2 separate regions of the Homo sapiens genome follow, and region 1 is linked to region 2. A link is an interaction called in ENCODE POLR2A ChIA-PET data of the cell type or tissue named here. Cell type or tissue: PC-9. All regions are shown on one strand. Each heading gives the region's core, and the rest is flanking DNA. Links, peaks and the distances in the headings are about the cores only. Region 1 overlaps TAF1A (TATA-box binding protein associated factor, RNA polymerase I subunit A). Region 2 overlaps WDR26 (WD repeat domain 26).

Region 1 (5,385 bases), core at 315-5,314, 1.8 Mb after region 2:
AAAAGTATCTTTGTAAAGTACCTGTTGGTCTTTGTGTACTTACTGGGGTACAATTACCCAGCTGGACTAGAGGGGTCTCATAGTTACGTGGGAAGATAAGAAGATGTAGCAATGTAACTAGTCATTCATATAATAGCACTGTATCTAAGCCCAAATGTTCTTAACATTGGGATTGCCAATACTTTAGAGATATAAATGCTAATTTTTGCAACTGTTTTAATCTCATTTGTATATAATATCATTGAGTTACTAGGAATTTGGTCCTTAAAAAATAAAAGCCCACTTGGGGTTTGCAGAACATGGGTAGGTAATAAAGACCATGTTTGCCTAGAATGACCCTGACATTTTACCCATTCTAAATACCTGGGACTGTGCTTTTGGGGGCCTGTTTGAGAGATTCTCCGCAAATTATTTGGTACAAGGATGAAAGGATGATTGAATCAGATTTAAAGGATCTGGTGACTCTAGTAGCCCCAAAACATCAAATTAGAAATGTTTTTATCTGCTAAAAATAATTAATATAATGTAGAAGGGTTTGTTTCAAGTGAAGCTGGCTTTGGTACTGGGAATGGGCTGGGTCAAGTAATGCCTACTGTTTACTTGTTAAAACTTCTTATCAGAAGTAAGTTTTTTGAATAGTTGAACTGGAGCCACTTGGATAAAAACTCTCTTCTTTTTCGTTTTTATAGCCATTGGAGGGAAAAGGAGGAAGGATTTTGCTCAGACAACAAGTGCTTGTTTAAGTTTTATCCAAGAAGCTCTGCTGAAGCACCAATGGCAGCAAGCTGCAGAATACATGTACAGTTATTTTCAGACCTTGGAAGATTCAGATAGCTACAAAAGGCAGGCTGCACCTGAGGTAAATAAAATTTGAGTTTGCTGGAAGAAATGATAGATTCCCAGAAGTTTATGCCTACAGCTTCACCTACAGTAGCTTTTACAGAATCTCAGTGATTTTGCTAAAAGCTACTAAAACTACTTTTGAGTGGAGAGTTTGTATTGGGACCTTTTTTGCACACTTCTTTTTACCTCTTATTTTAAAGGGGACTAAAATGTTCATTCCAATAATTCTTCCTTTTCCCCCCTCTTTATGGATGTTTCCCATCATCATGTAAAAATTTTGTTATTCTATCTTTTTTTTTTTTTTTTGAGACGGAGTCTTGCTCTGTCGCCAGGCTGGAGTGAAGTAGCGCGATCTCGGCTCACTGCAATCTCTTACCTCCTGGGTTCAAGTGATTCCCCTGCCTCAGCCTCCTGAGTAGCTGGGACTACAGGCATGTACCACCACGCCCGGCTAATTTTTTGTATTTTGGTAGAGACGGGGTTTCACCAGGTTGGCCAGGACGGTCTCAATCTCTTGACCTCGTGATCCGCCTGCCTCGGCCTCCCAAAGTGCTGGGATTACAGGTGTGAGCCACCATGCCCAGCCTATTCTATCTTAAAATCATCTCTTGACCCAAACTTCCCCCATAGACTATACTTCATTGTTTTACTCTCTTTCAGCAAAACTTCTTGAAAGAGTTGTTCTCTTTTTCCAACTAGAGTGATCCTTTTTTTTTTCGTTTTATCAAGACGTTTTTTATACGCCATCACCCACTTAAATTGTACAATTCAATGTATTTTCATACATTTACAGAGTTGTGCAACCAACCATTACCACACTCTAAATTTAGAACCTTTTTTTTCTCCCATGAAACCAAAACCCTGTACCCACTTGCAGTCCTTCCCCATTCCTCCTCACAGCTGCCGGACACTGGCAGCCACTAATCTATTACTTTCTTTTTCTTTTTTTGTTTTCTTTTGAAACGGAGTCTTGCTCTGTTGCCCAGGCTGGAGTGCAGTGGCATGATCTCTGCTCACTGCAACCTCCAGCTCCTGTGTTCAAGTGATTCTTGTACCTCAGCCTCTTGGGTGGCTGGGATTGCAGGCATGCACCACCACACCTATCTAGTTTTTTGTATTTTTAGTGGAGACTGGGTTTCACTCTGTTGGCCAGGCAGGTCTTGAACTCCTGGCCTCAAGTGATCTGTCCACCTCGGCCTCCCCAAAGTGCTGGTATTGCAAGCGTGAGCCACTATGGCCAGCCTAATCTATTTTCTATTCTGGACATTTCATATAAGTGGTTTTGTACAATATGTGGCCTTTTGTAAATGATTTCTTTCACTTGGCATAATGTTTTCATGGTTTATCCATGTTGTAGCATGTATAAGTACTTCATTACTTTTATTGCCAAATAATCTGTCATATGGAAATACCATGTTTTATTTGTCCATTTATCAGTTGTTAGACACTTAGGTTGTTTTTGCTTTTCGGTTATTGGAAATAATGCTTCTGCGAACATTTGTGTACAGGTTTTTGTGTGGACGTTTGTTTTAATTTCTCCTGGGTCTACACCTGGGAGTGGAATTGCTGGTCATATGGTAACACTATGTTTAGCCTCTTGAGGAACTGCCAGACTGTTTTCCAAAGTGGCCATACCATTTATATTCTCACCAGCAATATCTGAGGCTTCTAATTTCTCTAATCCTTGCCAATATTTTGTTATTGTCCTGTCTTACTGATAATAGTCATCCTTGTGGTTGTGAAGTGGCATCATCCTGGTTATGATTTGCATTTCTCTAATGACTAATGATTCAGAGTGAGCTTTTTAAAACATATCAGATCATGTCACTCCTCTGCTGAAAACACTGTAATAGCTTTCCATTTCATTCAGTAAAAGCCAAAGTCATAATTGCCTATAAATTCCTATGTGATGTGCTCACTTCCTTTCCTTGTTTGACCTCTCTGACTTCATCTCCTGAAACAGGTGGAGCATTCCGAATTCAAAAATGTGAAAACCAGAATGCTTCAAAGCTTTTTCATTACTGACATGAGATAGTGACACCTTTGCTTTCTAATGGTTCAATGTATACAAATTTTGTTTCATGCACAAAATTTTAAGAATATTATATAAAATTACCTTCAGGCTATATGTATAGGTGTATATGAAACATAAGTGAATTTCATGTTTAGCCTTTGGTCCTATCCCCAGTCTCATTATGTATATACAAATATTTAAAAAGCGGAAACAATTTCAAGTCTGAAACATTTCTGGTCCCAACGATTTCAGATAAGGGATACTCAACCTGTATTATCCTGCTTGTTTTTTCTTTTCCATCCTCACTGGTCTCCTTGTTCTTACTTGAATGGGCCAGGCATATTCCTGACTGATTGCCTTTGCCTTAACCAGTTCTTGGAAAGCTCTTTCTTCAGCTATCACTGCAGCTACCCTCCTTCAAGGCCCCTTTTCATTGAGGCCTACTTTGACTATTTAAAATTGCAATTGCCTTACTCCAACTGCAACCTGCACTTTCTGAATGGCACTCCTGATCTCCTTGTCCTGCTGCATTCTTTTCCTCTAACAGTTGACAATTTAATTATATTTCTTGGTTATTGTTTGTCTCTCTACATAGAATGTAAATTTCACAGGGCAGGGTTAAAACAGTGCCTGGCATATACTGCTAAATTTCTTCAGTAAAAGACAGTTTACCCACAAATAACTTGACATGAGTGTCTCATAGGTTTTACTAACACAGTCACCATTGCATCAATTAGTTATCTTCTAGAGCAAAAAAAATAAAAAAGAGAAGCTGAAAAAAAAGTTTAACCATTCATTGAAAATTTAATTTATGGACTTAAGTTACATACTCCTGTAAAACATTGAACATGTTACAGCCTCTTGTTGTCCAGATTTTGTTTTGTAAAATGAAGGAATTGGATCAGTGGTTTTTGAGCACTTCTTTGGCTCTCTTTGGATCACCTAGGGCTTTCATTCAAAGTATAAATTCCTTTACTCCACCCCTGTCTATTGAGTCAGAGTATCTTTTATTTGTATTTTTTTATTTTTTGAGATGGAGTCTCACTCACTTTGTCACCCAGGCTGGAGTGCAGTGGCACGATCTTGGCTCGCTGCAAGCTCCGCCTCCCGCCACGACGCCTGGCTAATTTTTTGTATTTTTAGTAGAGACGGGGTTTCACCGTGTTAGCCAGGATGGTCTCACTCTCCTGACCTCGTGATCCACCCGCCTCGGCCTCCCAAAATCCTGGGATTACAGGTGTGAGCCACCGCGCCTGGCCCAGAATACCTATTTTTAACTGGTGTCCCATGTAATTACTGTGTACACTGGTGGTGAGAATAGCTATCATAATCTCAAAGTTTTCTTTTTTTTTTTTTTCCTGCTTTTCTTCCCCCCCTGCATTTACCCATCCCTGGTGGTAGGTGATCCAAGACCCAGGTTTTCTTTAAGCTCCCAAATACTACAGTGTGATATTCTACAAATGAAATCTTGATATCTCTGAGTTGGGAAGATGAGGATCCTTATATCAAATGATAATATGTGTATCATATATAACTATAGCAGTGATAGTGTGTGTATCCACATATAACCAATATGTATGTTCATAGAAATAATTGATTTACAGTTCAGTTTAATTTACTTTGAAGTTGGTATTATTGATTACTTTAAATTGAGGTTAGCGAAATAGAGATTTGCTCTCATGAAAAAAGAGCTCCAAGTTCTGCCGCCAAAGTTTTGGTGATCTGAGGATAAAATATTTTTTTATTAAGATTTGTCCATAGCTAATCAAAATTCTTAAATTGGCATTCTAAATATAGAATAAATGTAGTCAATAGTTGTAGAATTTGATGGGCTCTCAGGAAATGTGTAGTTTGTTGCCCTCATTTTGCAGATGATGAAGAAGAGGCTGAGACCAATGAAGAAGCCAATATTATTAGAACCCAAATTTTCTGACTTTAATATTCTTCCTTCCATACCAATTAAACATTTTATATTAAATATGTATCTTAACTGTCTACTTTCTTTAAACTACTAAATTAATAATGATGCTATTATACTATCTGATATTTTAATAGAAATTTGAAAGGTTAAAACTATTCTATCACATAAGGAAGTAGTATTAATTTTACATGGCAAAGTAGAGTAAAATGTTGACGGTAGTGGTCTCTGGAAAAGGAATCACAGGTTATTAATGTTGTAATCAGGAAAACAATATCTTAGACAGAAATTGGTTAAGGCAAAAATTTTACATTTTGGCAGTAATTTCTGCTTTGACAGATTATTTGGAAGCTCGGAAGTGAAATTCTATTTTATCATCCCAAAAGCAACATGGAGAGTTTCAATACTTTTGCTAACCGGATGAAAAATATTGGCGTCATGAATTATTTAAAGGTGAGAATATGGGCTTTGTGAATTTACACTTGCAGTATTCTTTTTTTTTTCTAATTGCTTGTGTCAGTGATAAGGTAGTTAACCTAAAAAATGTGGGACAAGGATAAGACATTCTGGATAAATAAGAGAAACTGAAAGAAAAGAGCGTTATGAGAAC
Region 2 (5,385 bases), core at 79-5,078:
GCCCGTTGCGCAGTATATACTGATCCAGATGATAAACCAGTGAACTATGTCAAAAGCACTCTCAATATTACATTTGACAAAAAGTTTTGTACTTTTCACATAGCTTGTTGCCCCGTAAAAGGGTTAACAGCACAATTTTTTAAAAATAAATTAAGAAGTATTTATAGGATTAAAGTGACTTCATTTGTATACATTTGGAATCTAAACCAGCTTAAAAACAGTTTCCTCAATGACTTAGATACACAGTATAACTGATGCTCTTCTGGAATACCACATGAGACATGGTCAGAAACAGTGCTTGGAAGGACATTACACAAGAAATTCAGAGTAATGCTTTGAAGATTTCCCCCCTTTTGTTTTATTCCTGAAGGAACATCAGTACCCGATCTTGAAGAAATTCAAGATTCAAAAAGAATTTTAAATACACCAACATGAGACATCAGTAGTCAGTTGGTTTTCAGTAAAGCTTGTTCCAAGTTGTTCTCAACTTAGGAAGTAATTTTGGTGTGATCTAGCAAAAGAGTAGGAATCAGCGATACAACCACTTTGGAAGTTTATAGTATAATTGAAATTATTAGAAGAATTCAGCAGGTTACAGACATACTTAAACTGGGATTAAAACCTCATAGTCATTTTTCTTAATTGCCCTTAATATTTTGACATATAGGGATACATAAATTTAAAGAATATTTTTTCTCAGTTTTTTCAGATATTGCCATACTGAACCTCATTCTAAACTGGTGCTGTGGATAGTCTTTCCCTCTCCCCTCCTGTTTTAGTTTAAGGAAAGGTTTCCTTCATGGAAAAGCACTTTTAATTTTGAGAATTTCACATTTAAAATAAGCCAAAAGCCTGATGTTCACATTGTGCTTTTAAACTCCGTAACAGCTGAATACAACATAACATAGTCTCCCTTGAAATTCCCTCCCTTTTTCAGTAGAGGATAAATAGGGTGACTCCAGCTGTTGGAATGAGAATGGGGATACCCCCAAAATAAGATTCTGGTGAAGAAAAAGTCTTGTACTAAGTTCCCCTTTAGGTGTAGCCAAGTCTATAATATAATTATGATCATGAATAGACTCCAGAATCCACAAAGAGAAGAGGGCTTGGATGTCAAAAATTCTTCCATTGTGGGGTAGGTGGTCGGGGATGGGAGAAAGGGAAAAGTCAGGGAAGGGGAGAAGAAAGAAAAACACATTTGGCCTTAAAATAGCATGCATTCTCCCAGAAGCCCATAGTAAAGAAAATGACAGATCGTGGTCAGCAGACTCTTATCAAATTGGTATGTAAAAGATTTCTTCAAGCTCCATTTTGCAGAGACCACCACTTAGAGAATCAAAAAATTCCTGTTTTGATACTTCTAAGTTAAAATATATGTTACAGTTTATCTGGTACTTCATTTTTCTTAACTAAAATTACTTTTTACTTTAAGCTTGAATAAAAATCTTCATTGGTAACTGTATGTAATTAAGTGGCAACTTCTCTTTACCTCAGTATAGTTAAAAACCATTCATATTTTAAGTGATTCATGTATACCCTGAAGCCGTTAATACACCCCAGTCTCTATGGTAACATCACTAAATGTGGGCATAGAAACTCCACAGCTGTTTACAAATTTGGTTACAGTGTGCTACGGTGCATTTGTAACACTCAGATTTGTGCCCATTCAGGGGCAATTTGGCACTCAGATTCTACTCTACTTCACCTAACCACCCCTAGATCTGAGTTTTCAGAGTGCTTCTGAAGTACAGTTTAAAAACACTTTTTAAAAAGTGGAGTAAAAGTGAGGCACATTTTACAAGAACATAACTCCTATTAAAACGGAGTAACAACTATGCAAAGGTTTCTATAGCAGCTAGGTGAGTTTGTTTTCCGGGTCTGTCTTAACTGGCAGCTTCCTGTACATACTGGTACTTATTTGCTGTAAACGTCTGTTTCATACATTTGCCATGCAGTGACTGTGCTCGAAAGGTGAAATCAATGGTAAAGAAGCCTAGGATTTTATGGTATGAGAAACTGATCGCAGGATTTTCTGATCCATAGCTATTAATTGAAAACTTCTGATAGTGCTGTAGGCTCTATAGTAGGCTTAAGAGTGAGTCTTATACTATGAAGCCAGCCACAAGATACTAACAAATGTATAAATTGAAAAGTACCAATACTTTTTGCACATAGATCAAAATAGAGTGGAGAATTTGGGCTCCAAAAATCAGGTTAGTAGGCTCATTTCCATGTGCTTAAAAATGTTTTTGTTGTTATGCATTGATTAAGGGCTAGAGCAAATATAAAATTAAATGTCTTTTTCCTCCAAATAATTGGTTATTAATGGTAAAATGTTGGACTTGGGGATTACTGAGATTAGTATGTGGGTAGTAAAGAATTGGAGTGGGAGTTAGTGGGGAGGGATGACAAAGCTTCAGCTTTGGTTTTTGTATTTTTTTAGTCTTCATAACAGCTACATTTCTGTTGCTCTTATTGGCCAGATAAATGTGTTATATTAAACCAGGTAAGTATTTTAAACAGAGAACATTTTATTTGCATATATCCCTACAAATTGGCCCATTTTATTGGGTGGGGGGATAAAAAAGGGATTCCCTAACTTTAAATAATCAGAATATCCTGCAATTGAAAGGAGAAAAAAATCCAATTTTGTCAGTATTTTCTTAGTCTGAAAAAAACAGCAGTAGTAATCTGGTGAATGTTATTATTAGGAGTGTTCTGCCTCTACAGTGGCATATTCCATGACATTAATAGAAAACCCTTCTTTCCCACCCCTCCCCATCTTGACATTTTCTTTTTTAGGATGTTGGTTCCTGCAAACAAGAACTGACCCTATCACCTCTGCCTCACAGTGGGTAAATATATCATACATCTCTTGAAAGGGAAAATATCCATGTCAGTTTCTTTCACAGTAGAAGAATGGCTGCTTTTGAATGGGGAGGAAAGAAGACATTTTTCTTAATATCCTTTTTGTCCCATCTCTAAAATGTATAAATATTTTGATTTGGTTTTACTTTAATTTCTCATTCATAATTTCGCAACTGTCCTTTTGGGTTGCCCTCCAACACATTACTTCCATTTCAGAAACCATATCTGATTTAATATAAACTGCTAACTTAAGAAGAGGTGAATTTGCATTTACACTTAGACACTTTCTAAAAACAGGGTGAACTTAATTGAAATTTTTCAGTGTTGTTAAGCTATTGTTATAGTAGCTGCCCTATAGTTACAAAAATAAAAACTATAAAAACCCATCCCCTATCTACTTAATCCAGATAGCCTGGATTTAACAAAACCAATAGTATAAAAATGTGTGTGTGTGTTCTGTGTGTGTGTGAGAGAGAGAGTACTTGATTCATTAAAAAGTCCTGGAAACAGCTGTTCTAGGATCTTGTCATTTTTACTGAAAGTCTCGTGCACATGTGAAGTGCCCTCTGAGTTTAAGGTTTGGTTAATACTGGTATATTTTTATAAGATTGAAATTGTGTCCCCATCTTTAACTTAAACATTTTCATTATCAGGGTCAATGTGCTAGAACTGAATTGTAACATTTTTAGGCACAGATGGAAAAAAATGTTATTGGCTCCTTGAAAATGTGTGTGTGTGGCGAGGGGAATAGATCCACAAAAGCATGTATGTACTTACAAACCAAGCTGTAGAGATCAAGAAAAGAACTTAAGTGTTGATCTCAAGATTTCTAAATTGTCAAGATTTACATGGCATTGTGGTGGAACTAGTTAACACTTAGAGCTTTTGGTATGTAATAACTATTTGCTATGGACTGATTAAATGTTTCAAAAGATTGTGTTCTTCAATTTTGGTGGGTTTTGATTTTTGTTTTTTTAACTGCCTCTCAGATTATATTTACTTAGTTTAAATTTCTTTGCTTTATTCATTAAAGTATAAAAACTTCAGGTCTCTGATATTTATTTTCACTTGTTTACTAATTATTTACAAAACACCCTTTGTTGACTTTTATTTTATAAATGTGTAATGTATTAAACGTCTTTAAATTTTTGTTCAACTGAAACTACATTAACTTTGATTTGCTTTACTGGGATTTTTTTTTAAAGACACTTTTTCCATGTCAGTGCGCAGCACTTAACCAGTCGTTTGTATTCCCTTTCTTTCAATCCAATAAACAGAATGAATACCTAAATAATTCTTGGTGTGTTACATCTCCTAATATCCATTAATCTGAATGTTTAAGTAGTACTCTTTTTGCCTAAAACATTTGCTGATTTTTTATGTATTTTAGAGAGAGTCTCACTGTGTTGCCCAGACTGGACTTGAACTGCTGGGCTCAAAATATCCTCCTGACTCAGCCTCTCAAAAGTGCTGAAATAACAGACACAAACCATCATGCCTGGCTATGATTTGCTGAATTTGCCTTCCATATATGTACCTAGAGTTTGTGAGTGATAGCTAAAGAAGCAGTGGTTAGTCTGTTGGGATCATCTTTTTTTTTTTTTTTTTTTTTTTTTTTGAGACGGAGTCTTGCCCTGTCGCCCAGGCTGGAGTGCAGTCGTGCGATCTCGGCTCAGTGCAACCTCTGCCTCCCGGGTTCAAGTGATTCTTCTGCCTCAGCTTCCCAAGTAGCTGGGACTACAGGCGCCCGCCACCACGCCCAGCTAATTGTTGTATTTTTAGTAGAGATGGGGTTTCACCATATTGGCCAGGCTAGTCTCGAATTCCTGACCTCGTGATCCACCTGCCTCGGCCTCCCAAAGTGCTGGGATTACAGACGTGAGCCACCGCGCCTGGCCTGGGATCGTCTTTTTAAGGGCCACTGTGCATTCATGGATAAACTTAGAAAAATTTTAGGAGTATTTGCATTTCAAAGGAATTGCATGCCCTATTTTGTTCAAAAATAAAGTTCAAATGTGAAAAATAAGTATTTGGCAGCCGACTAATGGTGAGTGTAGCTGTGAGAGGTATTGCTTCCATAGCTCACGGCTTAGAAAATCATGGTTTGCAGCTTCCTCTGATTAACAGGAAAGAGAAGGAAGAAGTTTTTCTACTTGTTTTCTTTAAATACAGCTATACCTTAACAGCAGATTTAGCTAATTTAGTCAGTTTATTCATCTACATTTAGAGTTCCATGCCAATTCCCAGGACCAGGTATAGAAATTTTCTCAGTCTTAACAAATCTAAGAGTACAGATTTTTTTTTAAAATACAATCTGGCCGGGCACAGTGGCTCACGCCTGTAATCCCAACACTTTGGGAGGCTGAGGCAGACAGATCACCTGAGGTCAGGAGTTCAAGACCAGCCTGACCAACATGGCAAAACCCCGTCTCCATTAAAAATACAAAAATGAGCTGGGCGTGGTGGCCGGCGCCTGTAGTCTCAGCTACTCAAGAGGCTGAGGCAAGAGAATCGCTT

The links. Peaks named below come from ENCODE experiments on the same cell type or tissue, not always from the same donor. Only the 100,000 strongest peaks of a DNase experiment are listed, where the experiment ranks them.
Region 1: POLR2A ChIA-PET joins it to region 2 with 16 read pairs; 2 of 35 experiments call an interaction of 5 or more read pairs at or near these places.

The regions. Positions count from the first base shown.
Region 1 is chr1:222,579,602-222,584,986 of GRCh38, reverse strand. It overlaps TAF1A (TATA-box binding protein associated factor, RNA polymerase I subunit A), which reads left to right. Exons shown (of 11, transcript NM_005681.4): 3 at 690-859; 4 at 5,115-5,228. Among named protein-coding and RNA genes, the nearest start is that of TAF1A-AS1, 7.6 kb to the left of the region's middle. RefSeq lists an enhancer at 2,502-2,641. In PC-9, for the core only: no CTCF peak of the experiment used is centred there; a DNase peak (open chromatin) is centred at 2,736; H3K27ac peaks cover 1,890 bases.
Region 2 is chr1:224,383,920-224,389,304 of GRCh38, reverse strand. WDR26 (WD repeat domain 26) reads left to right here. Exons shown (of 14, transcript NM_001379403.1): 14 at 1-4,159. Among named protein-coding and RNA genes, the nearest start is that of MIR4742, 12 kb to the left of the region's middle. In PC-9, for the core only: no CTCF peak of the experiment used is centred there; no DNase peak of the experiment used is centred there; H3K27ac peaks cover 954 bases.